Linked DNA regions of Mus musculus: region 2 is linked to region 1. Evidence: chromatin contacts called from ENCODE POLR2A ChIA-PET data. All regions are on one chromosome and are shown on one strand. Each heading gives the region's core, a stretch centred on a gene start or an enhancer-like site at or near the end of the contact. The rest is flanking DNA. Distances are from core to core; before and after follow the strand shown.

Region 1 (6,001 bases), core at 431-2,930:
TAAGACTTTATGAAAGAACTCCGGTATTTATTCAGGAGGGAAAGCTTAAACAGAAGTAGCAGGAGCCTTGATTCAACCACAACTAGGTTACATGAACAGTATTTCATAACTTCACAATGAATTTCACCACGCATTCAGGAGAAAGGGAAAAAATATCTAAAGATACATTTCTATTTGTAATAGTCCATACCCAGCCAGTTATCACCTAACACATGATCAAGAGCTTTCAGCTCTCCAGACCCTGGAGGAAAACTTTTGCATTGCCAGTCTCCAATATTTAACATGAAAACTGGTCATTTACTTTTCTAATATCATTCGAATGATCAAAGAGTAGTAGCTAGGTCAACAAATACCTAATGGCTATTATCTTGGTGTGGAACGACTGGGGGCATTCCAATATTCAACTCCATAATCTTAACAATTACTTAGTGAGATGACTACCCATTTCAATACTACTCGACTTATGTCTTGTGTGCAGTCTTGTAGAAGGGACCTTCGGCTGCAATCATTTTTTTTTCTTCTCAACCATATGTTAAGAGAATCGTACATTCAGTTCAGCAATTAACCATCCAGAAAAAGCTTTGTCTTAGCATGGAAGGAAAAAAAAAAAAAACTTATCCCTAACTTTCCAGCCAATTGCAACCTCGGCTTCTCACCACCTCTTATCACTGCATGGAACCTATAGAATGCAGCACAAAGGAGAACGCGGTCGCTAGGCTGGCAGCACAAGGGCTGCGGGGGCTCCCGGTTTCTGCAGGTACCGGGTTAGGAGTGGAAGCCACGCTAAGGGTGGGGCGGTGGCCATGGCTTCCGACGCCTCTACCCCGCCTTAGAGGACCTGCGAGACGCGCAGGAAAACAGCGGGATGGAAGCCACTCGTGCCTCTGCGTCACCCTGGCCCCATCACGCAAAGCTCAGGCCTCGTGACGCAAAAGCCGGTCCAAGCCCGCTGGACGTTTGACACTCCCGAGAACTCCATGTTGGAGGGAGCGCCACAGGCAGCGCAACAGCGGCAAGCCACCGGCGCTCCGCCCCATCTCTAGCTCGATAAAGAACCGGACAGCAGGCAGCGACGTCTAGGAAGAACGCCAAGTCCTGGTCACCCTTATTCTGACTCTCCCTCCGGCCCAAGGTCCCAGTTCTCCCCGCCCCCAGGGCCGGAGCTCCAGCACTGCTCCCGCGTGCCAGCTCAAGAAGCGCGAGTCCCAGGGCATGATGGGAACTGCAGTTCAGCCGTACCACGCGCTATGCAGACTTGGGCGTCCGAAGCGAAGACCGAACTACAAGTCCCACCGCGCCCCAGGCCGGGGTCTCCCGTTCGGCCGGCCAGCCGGCTCCCGGGCGTGGGGACACCCCTCACCTGCCGTGGCCGCCGACGTCGCTGCCCCGGAGCCGCCGCCACCCCCGCCACCGCGGTGGGGAGCGTTCCGCTTCTTGTTCTTCGGCATCGTGGGCCGCCCGGTGCCGCCTACACTTGGAGCTCAGCGAGGATCAGCCGATGGAGCTGCACTGTCTACTCGTGCGTCTGTGCGGCGGGCGGCTGAGAGGCGAGTCTCGGGCTAACAAGAGAGGCGAGGAGCGGCGCGGGTGAGAAGCGGCAGCAGCAGCAGCAGAAATCCCCGTGAAGAGCTGCGAGCGGAAACGATACATGTTTCTCTCTAGCGCGGGAGCGAAGGCGGGGTGGCCAGACCACGACGCCTTAAGTAGCCAGACGGCGGCTTGTCGTCACCATGCGTGGGCGGGCCTCCATCGCTCGCTGGCCAATCGCTGCAGATCTCCCCACCGCGGCGTCCACTGGGGCGGTGCCTGCATTCGGACTCCCATTCCCAGAGCCTCAGTCTGCCCTCGGTGCCTGGGCTGCTATGCCTTAGGGCCGCGTGGAGCTTTGGGAGATGTAGTTAGCGAGAGGGCGCGGCCTTCTCCGGGCTCCTCCCAGTCCGATTGCGTCGTGACCTCGTCCCAACGAGGCGTCCGCCCTGGAATTCACCCGGGTAGTCACCGCGATGAGCCATGCGGCAGTTATGCAGCTTGATGAACGTCAGCTTGTAAGATCACGTGTAACAACCTTTCCCCTGCTAATATGAGGCCCCTGTCCAAGCACAACCATACCCTCCTGTGGGTTTAGGGACGTGGGCTCCCCACCCTCCAAAAAAAGTATGCTTTCAGCTACTTCAACTTGTATTGTTCGTGGACCTCATATTCTAGACTAATATCTCAAATAACGAGACTGATGATTCAGTCTCAGATTTTCTTACAAAGATGTGACCTTGATTCCACCTGCCAGTTTGGAGGTCAGTTTGGGATAAGAGTTTATGAGAAGTTCGCAGCTGGCAAAACATACATGAGTTATATCAACAGTCGCAAAGGGGTTTATTTTCTCAAGGTGCTCCCGTTGATCTGTTTTCCGTGTCGCAACACCCAGTCCTGTTTTCAGGAGCTGCTAGTAGGTTCCTATACTGTCCATATGACAGAACAAACTCACTGACTCGTGCAAGTGACTCACTCTGCACTCCACCTCTCACCTCGGCTTCATTCTATTTCAAGTGATGATAGTAAGTCTTTCTCCGTCTTAATGTCCCTCTTGTACCTTAAGCCAACTTAAATTTTTCTCTCCTTTTCTTTACTGCCATATTCTTAATAGTTAATATATTATCTTCCCCCATATTCTGTAATTTATTCACCGTAATTTATTCAGTTTGTTCATAGTGCCCCCCCCCCAGCAATTGATTTTAAAATGAAACTCAGGGCTGTATCTTGATCTCTAGCCATACATAGCTTCAGTTCATACCAGGTCACCCATTTCAATGTTTCATGCCCAGGAAGGCTGATTATTTACTCAAGTGTCTTGTTTGACTAATCCACCTATGTTTATAGTTGTTCCAGAACCTCACAGACTGCCAGTCCTCCTAACCTAGCCTCTCTCACTGCTTTCTAGATATCTTGTTCTTCTCCTGAACTCAACTGGTCTTCGTTTCCAGTACAGGGCTCTTTTTGTTACTTTGACTTCATTGTTCATGAATGCCCTAACCCACCCCCCATCTTCATCTTAAGAATTATCTCTGTCTATCAAGACCAGCTCAAACACTATCACCTTCACGAAGCTTCGTCCTCACAAGTCTTTGACTTGGTAACGCTCTGCTGCCACTCTCTGTTCCTACAGATCGATCACAGATGGACTGTTCACAAAGATTCGATTGGAAGAGCAACGTTCAAGGTTTGCTTTACTCTGTGTTCTCTTGAAGAACAAGTAAACTGCACAGAGCATGGCTACCAAACTGGGACGCAGACATGGACACAGGCCCCCACTGAGTCCCTTGTGTCTGGACAGGCACACCTGAAATCTGACATGAAGTGAGGGTTCTCAGTAGGTGAGGCAAAGAGCTATACATGTTGACACACCTTATAACCACAAGCTTAATTCTCAAGATAAGTTGATATACAGAACAGTAACTTGCTACTCTGTGAACCCCATCACCCAGGTGTAATAGCGTCTAGACTTTGAAAATGATGCCTTACCAGAGTTTGCGATGGGTGTGTTCTTTTTGTATCCACTCATGTGTACACAGGGGCTTTTCTTGGACAGCCTGTTCAGAGCCTACCATATCATACAGTGCTTCTTTTACATTCATTTGTGAACACTTCTATCATGTCATGAAATTATCCACTTCCTCAAGACAAAAATCCCTGTTTGCATCATCTCTCTATTCCTTATGGCAAATAAATAAATATTAAAAAAGCTCGCAATTTATGTTCACAACTTAAACTCTAGAAATTACAAATCACCATCCGTGTGCGTGAGCTTTTTAGAGATAGCAGAAGTGTTAACCTTGTGTTCCACGTTGTCCAGCTGAACTTTGATTTAATGAACCTTAATGAGCTGGCAGTCATCCGTTTCCCAGAATCCTCTGGTCCAGGTTTTCACTTAGGACCACCAAATGCTCAAGGACTGATACCCAGCCAGCAGAGGGCACCTTCTGCTGATTTCCCCTGCTGCCTGTTTTCAGTTGTTTTGACTGAATTTCTTCTCTAAAACCTCATTCTGCCCACTGAACTCCTTCTATAGTTCACACGAGATAGATGGGGGGCGGGGGGTGGGGGAGGGAGAGAGAGAGAGAGAGAGAGAGAGAGAGAGAGAGAGAGAATATTTCAGTAACGAAGCTAGAAAAAAAATATGATTTTTTTTTTTGACCACTTCCAACTTGAATTTCCTTGGGCATCACGATATTAAAACCACACAGATAGACCTTGGGGTCAGAGTTCATCTCCAGCAGAGCAGTGCCTATGAGATGCCCAACATAATAATACTTGTCCAACGTTAGATACCTCAAGCTGAACATAGATTTGTACTTATACACAGCTGGCCTAGGAAGAGGTCCAGTTCTCCCAGAGCTCCAGGCTTGCTTTACCTTTTTATCTCGAAGAACAGCCATCCCAGCGACTTCTATCTACATTTTATTGGCAAAAATTGTGACATTCTATGACTTCGGATTGCAGGAGTTTACAAGACAAATGCCTGTGCTATGTCAGACAAATCTGAGGGTGTAAATAAAAGATAGGAGGAAGGCAACTGAGGAATGTCCATCTTATAAACCATGAGGCAAAGTTCTCCATGTTCTACTGTTTAAGATCTTTTGCCATCTGGACATTATTCACTGCCTCTTATCTCTTAGTCATGGTGACATATGCTTTCATAAAACCTCCTGTGTGATAGGTAATGCCATAATAGAAAAACTACTCAAATGTTGCACAAAATAAGTTATTTTAGTCAGAATTGTGCATACTTGAAAAGAATTTTCACCTTCCATGGGGTCTCTGTTGGACACTTTACAAAATGTAGCACACATATATTCCTTGACAGCATAAACATGAGAGGGTTTTTTTTTTTTTTTTTTGGAATGGCTTTAATTATAGCTCCTTGAGATTCTTTGCATACTAATAAGTAGAAATGTTTCCTTGCTCCAACATCATATGGTGGGATCTAGCTCTTTTTTTTTAGATTTGTTTATTTATTTAGTTATTTCATGTATGTGAGTACACTGTCACTGTCTTCAGACACACCAGAAGAGAGCATCAGATCTCCGTTATAGATGGTTGTAAGAATTGAACACAGGACCTCTGGAAGTCACTGCTCTTAACTGCTGAGCCATCTCTCCAGCCCGGGATCTAGCTCTTAAAAAACAGATTTTATTTTTATTTTCTTTCTTTCTTTCTTTGTGTGTGTGTGTGTGTGTGTGTGTGTGTGTGTTTTACATGTTGTGGGTGCCTGAAGAGACCAGAAGAGGTTGTCAGATTACTAAGTTACGAGCTGCCAGACATGGGTGCTGGAAACTGAACTCTGGTCCTCTGTAAGAACAAGCAAGCACTCCTAAACACGAAACCATCTCTTCAGGCTCACAGGGCTTATGACTTGGGCCTCACACAGGAATGACATACAACTGCCCATCACTCCAGCCCCCTGTAATTCAGCCCTATTGGTCATCTTTACCGACTTAAAGCCACAAACTGGATTCTCTGCTTAAGCCTTGTGCAATAATAGCTCCTGTCTGCCTGCTGTAATCATCCTGAGCTGCCCACAGCTGCCCTTCAGATCTCAGCTGAAATGACGCCTCCCAGAAGAAATCTTCCCACTCTCCCTCCAAAAGGAGCAGCCATGCTCCCCACCCCAACCCGTACCACTCAGACTAACGTATTCAACCAAAGTGCCTCTCAGTGCCTCTCAATTCAGTTTTCTCTCTCCACTTATTAGAATGTTGGAAAAGATAAAATCCTGTTGTTTAACACAGGGTCTTGCTTTACAGCCCGGAAAGGCCTAGATTTTGCAGAGTAACCCAGACTCAACATGTTTGTAACCCTGCTTCCCCGGCACTGGCCTTCTGTCATTCGGCTTAAGAGAGCCCATTTTGTTCAGTACTGAGACAGTCTATGGAACTTAGTACATCTTTAGTTAATCTGACTGCATAGATAAGGAAATAATTGAACATCACCTCTTTGTCTAGAACAT
Region 2 (5,995 bases), core at 654-3,153, 610 kb after region 1:
GAAACTGAGAGGGACTGCCTGGCCCTTGATCTCAACCTGGTTCATGGCTGCTACAACAACATTCCAAGGAAAAGCCAGTGAATAAACCATCTGTGTGTGTGTTTGCATGTGTATGAGTAGAAGTCTGGGGAGGGAAGAACAACTGAATTTAGGGGAAGACTCCTGCTTCTGCCCAGACCTTCCTGTTTGTCCATAGCTATTGGGAAGAGCTGCAGCTGACTCCTTTCCCCAAGAATGTAGGTGCAATCTGTTTGCCTTTGCCATTGATCTTCCATGGATTACCAGGAAAGGGGCTGTGTCCTGGAGATGTCATACGAGCTAGGGAATGTGGTTCCGCCGGTCACTCAAACCTCGCTTTCAAAAACCTGAGTGAGCATGGGCCACAGGCCCAGTCCAGGGGCAACGTATGTGCATTGGAGGGTGGGTACGAAGTTGAAGATTCGTGTTGTATCCCTGAGTTTTTTTCACAGTTTATTTGGGACTAATTTTAAGAGCAGAGAAAACTCCTTGTTTCTGCTCCAGCTAATTTCTCTGTTTTTCTACACCATCCTGGCAGAAGTCTGTAGCTGCATCTGGAATTGGATGAGAGCGAGTGGGATTTGGCTTGATTGGTTTATCTTTGCTGATTGTGTGATCTTCCCGAAAGGCCCAGGATACCTCCTCTGCGCAGCACTGATGTCTTGCAGAAATGATTTCTGAGTGCGTTTGCCTGAACCAGCTAACCAATTTTATTTCCCGTTGTCACTGGCATTGCAAGGGGATTTCAGTTTGTTTCATCTGCTCTAAGAGATCATGTGCCAGCATGGGAAACTCTGAAAGGCTTCCTTGATTAGTCCTGAGTTATCTGTCTTGGGTAAAATTTGAATCAGTATATATGTTACCAAAATTATAATAATGTATAATGCTGTAGGTTTCCACTTTTTCTTTTCATGAGTTAGGTAGAGCTATGTAATATTGGTAATTTTGTAGGTTAAAATTATAGAATATTCATTAGCTCATTTTTGTCTATTATAGTATTTGAACTATAAGTTTGTCTATATAGTAGGTTTTTAAATTAATATTTCTCCTTTCATTCTTATTCATGTCATACTGCCAGTCTAGCAGTATACACTTGTAAAGAACATCATACCTAGCGAATTCTTACTATTAATTTTCCCTATGTTTATTATGAGTAATTATTTACCATTTATATTTAATGTAAAACACCATTTCTTATTATGTTTCTTTCAGAAAACCTAAGACTCTGTTTCCCCTTTTCTCCTTAAATAGAGTTTAATTATTTGTTCCTAGGCTCATTATACCATATAGAAAATGTTTTGAGCAAAGAGTTTCATAAGGAGATAACCATCTCATTTTCTAAAAGGCATCCTACCTCAGCATATTATATCATAAAAATGGACTCTTCTCCCTTTCCAGAGGATGCTGTTTAATCATATTGGAGATGGGGCCTTGCCTCGAAGTGACCCCAACCTTTCTGCACCTGAGAAAGGTGGGTACCAGTCATCCACCCCTTGTAGGTCCTAGAATGTGTCAGGGTTTGTTGTGTCCTCATTTCCCCCAGTCTTCTGTGTGCCGTGTGGCAGGTAGAGCTCTAGACTGTTAATGATCAGGGTGAGTGTGATCTTTAGGCAATTAGTGAAAGGCAGTTTATCATGATCCATTCTCCATAAACTCCTAAGCTCTGAGCAAATTAGAAGCTCCTTTGTGTAATGGCTTTCTGTTGTTCAGCGAGCCCAGGCCAAGCCTGCTCTCCCTGAAGCAAAGTTGCCAATTAAGCCACTAGTTCACACAATGAAAGTAGCTACTCCTCAGATTGATTCCACAGACCCCATCCATTGTCTCCTTCACAAAGCTCATATTCAGCCAGCTCAACTGTTGTTGGTGGTCACTCACACAGGCTCTTGTACCATTAAATGCCATGCAAGCATTGCGATCAGACGCATAATGGAGTGGGGCCCGCCTCAAGGTCAAGCACACACAAATAAGATGCACACACCAAATGCATGCATAGAGCTAAGAAGCCAATTAGCAACACACAGACCAGGAAGAGCAGATTAAATGTCGCTTCCTCCACTGTGGGTGCAGGGACTTGCAAAGTCACCCGTTTGCCTCTCAGGGTCAGGCCTCAAAAATAGCAGTCTCGCAGGCTAATGAATCAAGACTCACTAATGAAATGTCCCAGTAAAGTGCACTTTAATTGCCCCCATTAAGAACTAGGCTGTATTACCATTTTGGTACACTGATAGATTAACATTAAAACTTCCCAAAGGGAGATGAAAATTAGTGAGGGCCTAGCCAAAATTATTTTAAAGCATGGAATTAGCTTTAATGTTGTAAGTCAAGCATTGATCTTCACCAGGAGAAACTAGGGATGTGCTGTTATTTTTACCAACTTTACTAAAGAAAACTACCCAGCAAATATAAAAGAAATAGAGAAAAAAAAATAATGTTTAAAATATTTCCACCCCATTAAATCAAAGCAGTAACTTGGAGGAATAAAACGTGGCAATTCTCACTGCGTCCGTCAGATGGCAGTATCTGCACGGGAAGCAAGCGGGAACGCTGGTTTTACTATTAGAAACTTCATTGTGGAGTGTTTCATAACCTTGTGTGTCCTGCCCTGCTTCCTAGCAGAGCTGTCTATATTCCTACACCGTGATGCCTGGAGCAGATGGATTGCAAAGTAACAATGACGTTATCAGCAGTCCAAGTGGTTTTCTCAGGACTTACTTAGTGTAATCTGTCCATTTGGAACTCATCCTTTCCTGACAGGACTGGTCAGTGTGGCACCCTCAACCCTGTCCTTGGTACTTCTGCCACACAGTTGAAATAAGAGAGTGCCCTTTGCCTCATCACCTCCTTTAGATGGCCATTTGTTCAGACATTTCTACAAATAGGCTGATGACTATATTTTCCATCTATTTCTCAGCATCTAAACACATTTGGAATTCTCAGCAGGTTGCTACTCCCTGGCATAGAGATTTGCAGTTCTGTTTGACAGCTTGAGGGAAATAAAGAGACCTGCTGTTACTCAATTAAATGTCAGCTCTGTTAGGTAACCAATTAGAGAGAGGTTTAATATTGGGGAAGTGTCCTGCTTGGTTACTGCTTAAGGTTTTGTGGTCTTTTTGACTACGTTCTGGATAATTCTGCCAGACTCCTAAGATCTCAAGCATTTGAAAGGCAAAGCTGGCTCTTGTGTGTTTAGCTGTGTTATTCCCTTCCAGCTGTGAATCCCACCCCTAGCAGCTGGAGCCTGGACAGTGGGAAAGAAGCCAAGAACATGTCGGACAGTGGGAAACTTATCTCTCCCCCTGTCCCTCCAAGGCCCACACAGACTGGTGGGTATTTGAAGCATTTGAATAATCACTTTCATATAATAAGTATATTGAGCATTTCAGTTTGCTAGCAACATCATTTGCCTCTAGTTGGCTCCTCCTTTCCCTGTTCTTCTGCCATACAGTCAGACAACAGTCCCTTCTAATAAGCCCCTCGGAAGAATTTGAGCATGCCATCTTCTTCCTGGCTCCATGTTCAACCCTTGTTGCTTGATGGGCCACTGGCCTCTGCCCTTCGCTTGCACTGATCTCTGCTAACTCGGCCGCTTTCTATAATCTTCCCCGATGACATCAATGTTTCAGCTGACTCGAGAGCCAACCCTCAGTGGCTTTGAGGAGCCTCTGACACCTTGAGTTATCTGCTGCTCTCAGAGCTCTGTTTCCGGCAGTGGTGTTGCTCAAAGGGCTAAAGCGTGGACCTGCATCTCTTGTAACTGTGGCTCACGAAGCACATCCTAACGTACGTCTAGCCTCAGGTCTTCTGAGCCAGTAGATTATGTTCCTGAAATGAGGCTGGGGCCAGCATTTTACCAGGCCATTTGTGGGCTGCTTCTGCTCACTAACATCTGAGTGCTGAAAATGGTTGGGAAACTTCCAGCCTGGCCCTGGGTCCCCAGAGAATCACAGACAGAAGCAGAGCTGGCTTTCATGAGCTTCTGTTGGGAAAAGGCCAACTTTCCCTCTGAACATACACCACTTGCTTGGTGACTTGCATGCGGAGCAGTTTTAAGAGAAGCTTGAACTGACTGCCTTTTCCAGTAACCAGATCTTGTCAGCACTTTCCTACATCGCTGGAGCTTTCCAGGTATAGCCGGCCTAAGAACCAAAGAAAATGTGGTACCATTTCCTCAGCAGAGTGCCCTAGTCTGAGCACTCGGTGTCACTTGCTACATCGTAGCTTCTCATCCTTTGAATAGTTTCTGCAGGGTCAGAATGAGGGATGAATTTAATCCTCTTGATCGGTATTAGTATATCGGTCTGATTGTAGAAATGAGGGCCCATCAGCCAAATCATTTGTATTTCTTTGCTGATCCATGTACATTCAGACAGTCTCGTTATTTAAAGGCTTGGTTGTGCCCGTGAATATGGGAACTTGAAAGGTATTTTTAAGGGAAAATAAGATTGATAGTTCTTACAAAGGAATAAATATTATCAGTGCTAGCTGGGCGTCTGAGACAAAAAGAAGCTGGTGGGTCTATTTTAGGCTTATAGAAAGTACATTTCCAGAAAAATAGCTCGGAGAAAGAGCACTAGGTGCCAGGCCTGCACCATGTCTAAGACCAAGTCAAGTACACAGGAGGCCTTGACCTCAGTGACAGTAGTGGCAGATGTGGCCGATTTCTCTGTACATATGTGGTTTTCTTCCTAGTCAGCACTCACAACGTGTGGGAACAGAAGTAGGAGCTGGCTTGTGTAGATGAGACCTCCCAACCCCGCAGTGTGATAATGGACCACCCTCTGTGGTCTCTTAGGGCTCAGCACAGCTGGGCAACCCTTCTCCTCCCACATAGATTGGTAGGGCTGCTGTCCCTTCTGTACTGATTGCTTTCATGGTCTGTCCTGATGTCATCATCTGTGGTCAGTGTTGTGGGGCTGTGCAACTGTCTGTCTTTCTTCCTTTCAGCCTTTCGGTAGGTTTTTATGAGTTCTAGACCTCAGTGTGATGGCTGGAAGAGTGGCAGGAAATCACAGAGGGACAGAGCTCACATTCGCCAAAATCACTCTGTGTGGAAGTGGGAAGGACGGCTTGGCCTCGCCCCGTCGACTGGGTCACAAGCTGTTTTTATGCTATGCAGTTACAGTCTAGAAACAAGACGTGATCTGTAAGCACACAAAAGAGCACATGCCACACATGCTGGGTCCCTGGCATCAGACCTGAAAACCCCAGAGAAGCAGAAGTCACTCTTGCCATGATGGTGATATCTCAAATTCCCCACCCAGCGGACTGAGGGAAGGCCTATGGACAGGCATTAGAGAAGAAATGGGAAGCTTATCTCCCTTTGTACTGATGTGGACAAGCTTTCTGTCTGCACTGGGAATGTTGGGAGGTGAGGTGAAAGGGAAGGGTTACTGAACATCCCTATAGGCCTGCTCTAGGCTGCCTGCAGGGCCTTGGTCTTCCCTGTTCAGGCCAAAGACAGAAGGTGTCTCCCAACGACTCCTAGCACTTTCCCCCAGGAGCATTTTATGAGATCAAGCAGTTGAGTGATGAAAGGCATCTGGACTTGGAGGTTTAGAAAGGATTTGAGAGCCAAGCGTGGCAGCACAGACACATAACCTAAGCACTTAGGAGGTGTCAGGAGACTAAGGAATTCATGGCCATCCACAGCCGTGTATGGAGCTCAAGTCTAGCTTTGACTACATGAAGCCTTATCAGCAGAAAAAGAACGGAAAGGAAAGAAAAAAAGGCCATTGGAGCTGTTTGGGGCCATACCCTTCTAGTCAAAGCATCATATGTGTACAGCAGTAACTTTTTCACTAACTGGCCAATGTCTTGATGGCACCATCTTCTACAAGGAATCTATTCTAGAGAGCCATTGTGTAGTTTGTCCTCTCCATTTTCCTCTTCCCTTGCTGAGAAGATCCTTATCCACTAATACATCTGCCTGGGCTTGGACACATAGAGGGCATATGCAGCCAGCCCTCTGGTTTTTCTT

What was found. ChIA-PET counts read pairs that join two places held with the same protein, here RNA polymerase II (POLR2A).
Region 2: POLR2A ChIA-PET joins it to region 1 with 24 read pairs in embryonic stem cell. The contact joins the enhancer-like site here to the promoter of Ifrd1 in region 1. POLR2A ChIA-PET finds 5 or more read pairs at or near these places in 4 of 5 experiments (Patski and embryonic stem cell).

The regions. Positions count from the first base shown.
Region 1 is chr12:40,221,509-40,227,509 of GRCm38, forward strand. Ifrd1 (interferon-related developmental regulator 1) reads right to left here and starts at 1,681. Exons shown (of 12, transcript NM_013562.2): 1 at 1,361-1,681. The coding sequence starts at 1,448. Mir1938 (microRNA 1938) reads right to left here and starts at 1,303; the gene lies at 1,204-1,303. It overlaps Gm7008 (predicted gene 7008), which reads left to right and starts at 1,856. Exons shown (of 3, transcript NR_045157.1): 1 at 1,856-2,045; 2 at 3,161-3,214.
Region 2 is chr12:40,835,214-40,841,208 of GRCm38, forward strand. It overlaps Dock4 (dedicator of cytokinesis 4), which reads left to right. Exons shown (of 53, transcript NM_172803.2): 50 at 1,417-1,489; 51 at 3,228-3,341. Among named protein-coding and RNA genes, the nearest start is that of Immp2l, 190 kb to the right of the region's middle. Within about 2 kb of position 1,904, at least 1 of the 3 ENCODE cell types and tissues checked has a DNase peak (open chromatin) inside an H3K27ac peak, as active enhancers do.